2 separate regions of the Mus musculus genome follow, and region 2 is linked to region 1. The links are chromatin loops, found by intact Hi-C in ENCODE. Cell type or tissue: left cerebral cortex. All regions are shown on one strand. Each heading gives the region's core, and the rest is flanking DNA. Links, peaks and the distances in the headings are about the cores only. Region 1 overlaps Dscaml1 (DS cell adhesion molecule like 1). Region 2 holds the start of 4833428L15Rik (RIKEN cDNA 4833428L15 gene).

What was found. Peaks named below come from ENCODE experiments on the same cell type or tissue, not always from the same donor. Only the 100,000 strongest peaks of a DNase experiment are listed, where the experiment ranks them.
Region 2: it touches region 1 in a loop (7-fold over the local background); 2 of 42 quality-filtered maps call a loop at or near these places.

What each region holds. Positions count from the first base shown.
Region 1 is chr9:45,515,566-45,519,949 of GRCm38, reverse strand. The region is part of intron 3 of Dscaml1 (DS cell adhesion molecule like 1); the gene reads right to left. Among named protein-coding and RNA genes, the nearest start is that of 4833428L15Rik, 87 kb to the right of the region's middle. In left cerebral cortex, for the core only: no CTCF peak of the experiment used is centred there; DNase peaks (open chromatin) are centred at 1,682 and 1,964; H3K27ac peaks cover 683 bases.
Region 2 is chr9:45,431,024-45,435,407 of GRCm38, reverse strand. The region is part of intron 1 of Dscaml1 (DS cell adhesion molecule like 1); the gene reads right to left. 4833428L15Rik (RIKEN cDNA 4833428L15 gene) reads left to right here and starts at 4,176. Exons shown (of 5, transcript NR_040732.1): 1 at 4,176-4,263. In left cerebral cortex, for the core only: no CTCF peak of the experiment used is centred there; DNase peaks (open chromatin) are centred at 2,496, 3,216, 3,600, 3,785 and 2 more places; H3K4me3 peaks cover 2,774 bases; H3K27ac peaks cover 2,889 bases.

The DNA.
Region 1 (4,384 bases), core at 136-4,135:
TGTGCAGCGATGCCTGTGAAGGCTCACAGCTCAGCTTCCAGCTCTGAGTCACTCCTGGGCTTTTTCATCGCAGCCTTCACTAGGTGACCTGTACCACCTCATGTTCTGGCTAAGAGGGGCTACAAAGATTACTCTTTTTCTTCCTTGGGTTATTTCGCCACTCCTACCCCCGACTATTCAGATCTCTGTCTGGTCTTTGCTTTGGACTCCACCTGACACCCTCTCCTGGTTCCACACTCTTGGATTCTGACCTGGGAGACACTGTTTATTAAACAGCAGGGAAATATTAACACCAAACAAACTAACTACTTCTGAGGTTGCTAGGTTTTGGGTCCCAGGAACCTTGGTTTCCAAGTGACTAAGGAGGATTTTAGCTCTATTTGCTTGACTTATCAAAACTCAAAATAGGAATCTTCACCTACTCCTGATATTCTGGAAAACCTGGAAGCAAGGTTTCCCTTCTGGTCAGGACAATACCAGGCAGATGAGTGGAAGAAGTAAGTTGTTTGCCCCCGAGGACTGTGGTACCCTGAGATTCAGAGACTTATACCCGGAAAAGTCCTCAGTGCCCAGCCCAGAATCGTGCACGTTGCGTCAGTCTGAGACCCACTGCAAGGGAAGAGGAGCAGCTACAACACTGTGAGAATCTTGACCTCTGCCATCCCAATCCTGCAGGGGCAGGCACTGGGCCCACCCTGGCCAGCTCTGCTCTGGCACTGTCCGGTTTCTTCCTCATTAAGCAATGCTATCCCTGTTCTGCATCCAGGACATTGAGACTCAGAATACTAGGTAACTTGTCTAAAAATCACAAAACACTGTCCAGATCCATTCACGCTCTTAACATCTGTGTGGAAAAGAGAAGGTGAGATGGACCGGGAAATGGGTGGGAAAGAGGGAGAGAGGGAGGGGAGGCAGGAAGGGAAAAGAAGGAGAGATAAAGAGATAGATAGATAGATAGATAGATAGATAGAGAGAGACAGAGACAGAGAGAGATAAATAGAGATAGAGTCAGAGGGAGGGAGTGGGGAAGGCAGGTAACCATCTAGGAACAAGATGGCAATAAAATGAGAGGGAGAGAGAAGAGAGGGGAGAGAGAGAGAGAGAGAGATATGATTATCATTCCTTAGACTTCTTCCCTATAAACGTAAAAGGCCCTCACATAGCTGTTCTCTTTTCTTTCTAGAACCCAACATGGTAGCCATTTCCTGACTGCCATCTTACCTTTTCGGCTTCCTCAGACATACCCTTTGCTTAAGACCATTTCTTAAAAGACAGGTGGCAATATTCATCAGGAAAAGTCTTGTGGCTGCTGCTCTCCACCATGACCAAGCTGGGCAGATTGGCAGGGAGGACCAGGAGCTGCAGGGAGGAGGGCTGAGCATGGCTTGACACTTAACATTCCTTCTAGTGACTCCAGCAGGGAGCCCCAGTGCTGAGAACATATGTTCTCTTGTTTCGGCTCCAGCCAAAGGGAAAAGGTAGGTGTCACGCACACCCACACCCCAGGAACAATGCAAGTATTAATAACTGTTTTAATTGTACTCGAGTCTCAGCATATTTCCCCCGTGGTACCTCAAAAGCCATTTACGTTGGTACTTCATAGCAGGGATGGTACTATCCACTGGGGGCCCAGCCAGGCTGGTGGTGACTAAGAGAGAAGTCTTCATTCAGAACAAGGCTGCAAATGTGGCTCCATTTCTCCAGCGCGCATTAGTGGGTGGTGGAGGCAGTGAGCTAAGTGGAGCTCTGTCAGTGTACGTGTGTGCCCCGGATGTGTGTGTGTGTGTGTGTGTGTGTGTGTGTGTGTGTGTGTGTGCTGCTTCCATTTGACTTTCAGTACCCACGAGGGAGTGAGGCAAGTCTGGGGGCTGAAGAGGGGCGGGGAATGCAGATAACCCCCTACAATGCAGAATCTAAAAATAGCATGCACTTGCCTTTGACTTGCAATGTATGATTCTCTCCCCGCCCCCCGCAGACTCACCTTTCTAATTTTATTTTGCTTAGGCTGTTATTAAAATGAGTTTGCAGTCTCAGATAGAACTTCAACAGCTCTAGAACGTGGGAGGAAGCGGGTGCCCAGTGGCAGAGAACTCCAGCCTCAGAATCCCCTTGTACCGTGGACAAATAGTCTTAGTGGAAAATCAGTCAGCTTTAGGCATGAATTCTGTTTTCCATTTAAGATATCACCCTTTCCCCCTTTTGTTAGAAAGAAGACACTTTCTGCTTCGAAGCAATGCGGAGATTTTTATCTACTGCTAAAAATTCTTCCTCTTGAAGACCAGCGTGTGCATCCCAGAACTTGTATGAAGATGGCTCTTTCTATAACCCAGGGTTCCTACAGCCTGCCGGAAGCCAGAGACAGAAGAATGTCAGAAGCTTGAGGCCCAGCTAGCCAGGCTGAGCACAGAGCAACAAAGAGATGCTGTCTCCAACAAGGGAGAATGCAAGGGCCATCACTGAGATAGCCCTCGGGCCTCCACACATGAGTCATGGCATTTGCACACCTACTCTTGACACACACATCACACAAACACACAAAGAAAATAAAATCAATATTCTCCCTCCATTCTTTCATTGGTGGGACTTCTGAGCTCTCAGAGATAGGTAGAAGGCTGAGGACGTCCCACTTCAGTGTGCTTTACTTAGGGACATCACAGAGAATGAAGAGAGCCCGTCTTCTTCATATTGACCCAGATCCATATGTCTGCTGGCCATCCATATGGTTGGTAGAAGCCCTCCTGCCCATTGCGCTTCTACTTCCCATCCAATGGACTCGTGCTGTCTTTGGTTGTAGAAGCTCTCCCTAGTTCATTTTTGTTATTGTTTTCCTGGGGGTTTTGTTGGTTGGTTGGCTCAATAATTTCAAAGAAGTCTTTCCTATTTTATGTAAAGGGAAACAAAAGCCTAGGGGTCCATGAAGATCTTGGCTCAGCTTACTGCTACCTCATACATGTCTTCCAGCTGACCCATTCCCACAGAGGAAGGCAACCAGAGTGCAGTGTTTAGTTTAAGTGCTGAGGGAAAAAAAAGAGGAGTCAGCCAGAAGGTGTACTATAGATCCTTTTATCACATGTATCCGGGGCCACACTGACTTTCCTGTCTACTGCGAGCCAGGACAGTGAAAGCTACCCACCAAAGAAGCAGATGTAGCTGTGTCCAACATAATTAGGCTTTTACTTCTTGCTCAGTGGACACATGTTGTATATACCAGGAAGAAAGACGGAGGCCCAATGTCTAGTGTCTCTTCTGCCATTGAAACCTTGGGCATGTGCCTTAATGCATTTTTCTATGAACTTATCCAAGTATCAAAAACATCCTGGGGCCTTTTTTTTTTTTTAAAGTAAAGACTCTTGAAGTCTTTATGGAACTACTGATCTGGTCTGTCATATGCTACATAACTCAAGGAGGTCACTGACCACACATTTACATCCCCATACTTAAACCTATGTTCATTCCTCTATAAAAAGATGGGGGTGAACCAGATGTGGTAGTACATGCCTATAATCCTAGCACTTTTGAGGCAGAGGCAAATGGATCCCTGTGAATTTGGGCCAGCCTGGTCTGCTCAGCAAGTTTCAGGACAGCCAAGGCTACACAGTGAGATCCTGTCTCTAAAACCATGGGGGAAGTGTAGACCAAATAACTTCAAAGGCAATATCAGCTGACCATTATTGCAAGAGCTATATTTCTATACCTCCATAATCAATACACACTGGAAATAAGAGTTTCAAAATGAGTTTGGGCTCATATGAACAATCAAGCTCTTGTCCCCTCCCATCCTGGGATATGGTCTGCTTGCCTTTGCATGAGCTTCTCGTGGTAACTGCTGGGTTTTCAGCTGCCTAAGAAGTCAGTGCTTTGTTAGAGGACATGATCTGAGTCTCTCGCTGGAATGTTCTTGGCCCAGAGGTTTGATGGCTGGAAAGCAAACTCTTAAGTGGAAGGCATGATTTAGGACCAGTCAGTCCCAGTCAAAGCAACAAAATAAATATGATTTTGTGGAGGCTAGAAACATGGTGGCAACAAAGGGGAGAAGCTTTGGGTTTGCAGAAAGAGCAAACAGGGACAGAACAAACACTCTGTGAGGGCCTTGGGCCTTCTCTTCCCTCTGCTCCTCCATCTTCTCTCTGGAGGGGTTTGTGGGGCAATATGCAGGACTCCTCAAATTGATTTTCCTAGTCTCCATTAAGGCAGAAGTGCTATTTGACTCAAGGTAGGCTAGCTGCCTGAAGGTGGGTAGACCAGATGTCCTTCAAAGCAATGTCCTAAGGCCTATGTTCCTGCCTTGGGGAAGTGTGCATCTTCTCCAGCCATAGGAGGTTCAAGCAGAGAATGGGAGTGGAGTAAAGCCACAGCAAAGGGTGAAACAGAACATTATAGCATC
Region 2 (4,384 bases), core at 178-4,177, 85 kb after region 1:
CCAGTAAATGCAGAGCCAGGATGTACACAAAGGGCTTAATTTGGCTCCAAATTTCCACCATTGAAGCCAGACCAGTCTTCCCCCGACACACATGAGCGCACACATGCACGCACACAAGCACGCACGCGCACACACACCAATATATGAAACAGATAAGCACTTGATTGACTCTGTCCCTCTATTTCCACACCCCCTGAAGCCCCCACTTAGAGCACCCTTTGAAGCATGAACCCCCTGGGCTTGAATGGACCAGAACCCTTCTGGACCAGCAAGCATGCAGAGGCACATTCCAGGACTTGGAACCAGGTGAGATTTGCTCAGGGCCCCAGAAAAACAGACAAGGCCATCCCTAGGCCGTGCTCCCACCACAGATATCCTAGCTGGCTGGCCAAGAGTCATCACACTGCTCTCCTAAGCGCCTGCCCTCCAAACATTATTTAAGCAATATACAGCTCATCTGCCTTCTCACAGACCCCAGAGAACTTCTGTGGGCCCAAACAACCTTAATCACAGGAAAAATGACGCCTCAATGGTCAACACCCCCCCCCCAAAGGCTGAAGGACAAGGCAGCACCTTGCCTCCCCTAGTACTCCCATCCCATCCACCTATGGTTTGTCACTCCTAACCACAACCCGAAGCATTCTGCTCCCACTGTTCGAATGCTCTATTCCCAGATGGTTAGCACTGCCCCTAGGTAGGTTCCTATAACTGGAATCCTGAGGCACCAGAAGAACAGCGTATACTCCATATTTGCTCTGCCTTGGGTTATCTCTGGCCATTGTCACCCAGCCTATCCTAATCACCCAGAGCCACTCTCTATCTTGGATATAGAAACGGGGAGCTGCCAGGCTGCTCTGACAGTGCTAAGTGTGGGTAGGCCTGAAACTTGGAAACTGTATGGAAGTTACCAGGCCTTTTCTCTCCCACTCCTGTCCATTCCGTTCCATGCAAGGAAAAAGCTACTGCTTAACTCCTACTGAAGCTGGGATTAGGATGCTGGGTTCTTGGCCTGGCTAGGTGAGCATGCAAATCAACATGCAAATGATATGCAAATCTGGAGCCTGTTCTTAGGTTCCTGGCCTCCTGCCATCTCTGCTGCATTCAGTTCACTATTCTGGTACCCTGATTCCAATCAATGTACTAGGTTAGGGGCTAGGGAAGCACTTCAGTAAACTAGGGGACCTTCCCTTGTAACTACTTCAAATTCCCCTCCAAGAAACATTTCCTCCAAGAACGTAGGGAAGGAGGGAACCTCCAGCCTCAGGCCTGATCACCCAGCTAGAGCTCTCTGAACAAATAAAGTCGTATTTCACCAGCCAAGGCAGGGAACCAAACCAATCACAAGGATGGCATCCCTAAAGACACGGAGAGACTAAGGGCTCTTATGGTACACACCCCCTGCCAAAGGCTCCACACCTGTGACATGTTCTAAGCATATCCTCGCCCTGTGTTTGGGGACCCCTTGTCTAACTGCTTCTTGAGCAAACCATCAGCAGGCCAAAGCTGACTGTTTGTGTGCCCACCTCTCCCCTCTCTGTAAGAAAAACAGCGGCTCTGGCCAGTGCCCAGCATCTGCTCAACTTCAGGACTGCCTTTGGGTCAACTGCTTACTCGCTTTTTGTGTCTAATTGAGCTCCTCGTTCTGCGGCAGAAATGTATTAAGGCAGCTGGTGTTGATGCCCAGGAAAAGGAGGCATCTGAAAGGCTCGGTGGGTATCATGGCACTTGCTTTTCCCTTCATCTTATCCTAGCAGCCAGGGTCCTGGCCCACCCTTTTCCTCCTCCCAGATACTCACTGGTCCTTTGCCTACCCCCACCCCCAAGTTGTTCTTGCCACTTCGAGATTTTAAAAACATGCCCCCAGTAAACCCCCCTTTTTAATTAGACACTGAACGGAATGCTAGAGATTTTCTTAATGGCCTGACAAAGGCTTTTAATTTGGTCTTCTCCAGAGAGAGGAACCCTGAGTCTCCATCGGAGAGGTTGGGGTGGGAAATGAAAAAATCAATGCAACCCATTATTTTGGCTTTTAGAAAACAGGAATTTTAGTGCCGAGGAAGCTTGTTCTTTTACACAGTAAAAATGCAAATTCGGGCAACACAGATGCTGGCACGCTGGATGTAACAACAGAGAGAGCCTCACTGGGGTTCATCTGGCTGCCCAGACCTGGATTTGTTTTGGCAATAATAAGGCAGTTATTGGAGACTCGATAACCGATTATTAAAACACCTTCCTGGTTTAGTTCTGGGGAAACAGGCTGAGCTCGGGCTTCGTCAAAAAAAAAAAAAAAAAAAAAAAGGTATTTTGAGAGGAATGGAAATAACAGAAGCTTAAAACACATTCAATAACTGCTTAATTCCATCCAGAGGACGCTCCATCTCCTCCTGTTTTCTTCTCTCTGCCTGCCGCCTCCCGCTCCTCACAGATGGACGTACAAATTATTGCAAGAGGATATTGTTTTCTGTAACAGGCTGGAACATTCGCATTTACATTTTCCTTGGTGCCGCGGGGGTGACTGGCAACGAGAGAGAAATAAACCACGCCCCATCTTTCTTGCTTTCCCCACATTACGTCTTCCCCCCTCCCCAGCCGCCTCCACCACCCACCTACCATGCCACCCCAAGCAGAACAGGCCCCTGGGGATCAGCCTGGCACCTAAGACCCAATTAAGGCACCAAGGAAAAGATAGGCCTGTCTGGCAAGGCTGCCTGGCGCCCAGCACAGATGCTGGTGCTCTGAATGGCAAGGGAGCCAAGGATCTGCAGACCCAAAGGCCACCCAGGGCCGCCATACCTGGTAACTCCTGTCTACCCACAAGACCTAGTTGTGGCAACTTCCTGCCTGCGTAGGAGAGGGCTCTGCCCCTCCAGCTGTTGCCCTGTGGCCTTCTGGGCCTTTCTCCACCCCCACCCCCATCTGCTCCTTCCCTATCAAATAACTGGGGCTTCATTTATTAATGCAGCGCTCCTGGGTGGGGGTGGGTGCAGTCCTGCAGGTATTTGTGAAGGAGGCTGCAGGGCTGAGAAATGGGCTGTTCCTGGGAGCAAGGTTAGGGACAAAGCAACTGAGTGTGGCCACAGCTCTGGTCCGTGTTCCTTGCCTGACAAATGGAAAAGGGAAGGGGGTTGGAGTGAGAGCTATGGAGAGAGAAAGCCGCTCCTCACCTTATGTATATTTAATATTAACGTAATTAAAGCTGTGAGCCAAACCAGCCTGCCAGGGTGGAGGGAAGCAGGAAGAGCCCCAAGAAAGAAAATTGGTGTGTGTGGTGTGTGTGTGTGTGTGTGTGTGTGTGTGTGTGTGTGTGTGGTGTGTACTGGAAGCAGGAGGCAAGATTGTTGCTCTCAGGTGGGATGAAGAGGTCAGATTAGGAGTCCAGGGGGGCAAGGAGTTAAGCAAGCAAGTCTAGCCTTGGTGTGTTACCCGGTGGCCCCCTTGGCCTGAGAAAGTCCATTACTTTGCTCACCATTTGAGGCCACCCGCTACCCAGCACCCGTATCTTCTGGACAGAATCCCAGTGGACTAGGCCATCAGACTGGCTCTGAGTAGGCCATCAGACTGGCTCTGACCCGGCCATAGCACTAATAAGGGCTAGGTTCCTCCTTTAATCTACCGAGCATTGCTTTGGGCTCTGGCAGGTTACAAACTCCGTACATCTCCAGGCATTAGCAGAGGACTAGACCCCTCCCCCGGGCTCTTGGCTGTCCTTCTCCATTGCCTAGAGGGGCAAGAATTATTATTGGACCAGGCCAACCCATGCAAAGGGGGCGAAAGGAGAAGCTGCCCTCTGGGCGCGAAGGAGAAAAGTTAGAGGCTTGAGCAGGTAAAGCCGAGAAGCGTCTGTGCTCTACAGCGCAAGGGCGCGGAGTTCGGCCGCCTCCTCTCCCTCCTGCCATCTGCGCGCCCGGGGGCACGTCCTCTACCACAGCCTAGAAGCTCAACTGCCCGCGCTGCCCAAGTGTCGATTTGGTGCCCAGATTGCTAACCATCGAAAATGCCTGCTTTTTGCCAACCCCTCAGTCCCGGCTGCCTCTCAGATCAGGTGCACGGAACCCCGGGAGCAGGTCTGGACATGCCGGACACCTGGACCCACCCCTAGCAACCTTTTCTCTCCCGGGAAAGGGACACGCCCCCCAGTCTGAACACTTGTCCCCAGGTCCAGCAGGCCAAGCGCCGGAGCGGAGAGTCTTGCACCTTGGGGCGCGCTGCCTAAGGTGGTCAGGGAGACGCAGAGAAGCCGGAGCCAGCGCCTGGGGTACAGGGGTGAGACATAGGTGATGGCGACTCTTGGGTCTGAAGAACAAACTTGGTGTCCGAGGGAACCCCCACCCCTGGGGACCCCTAGCTCCCCAGCCCTGCACCCAGCCAGGCGCGGATAAGCGCC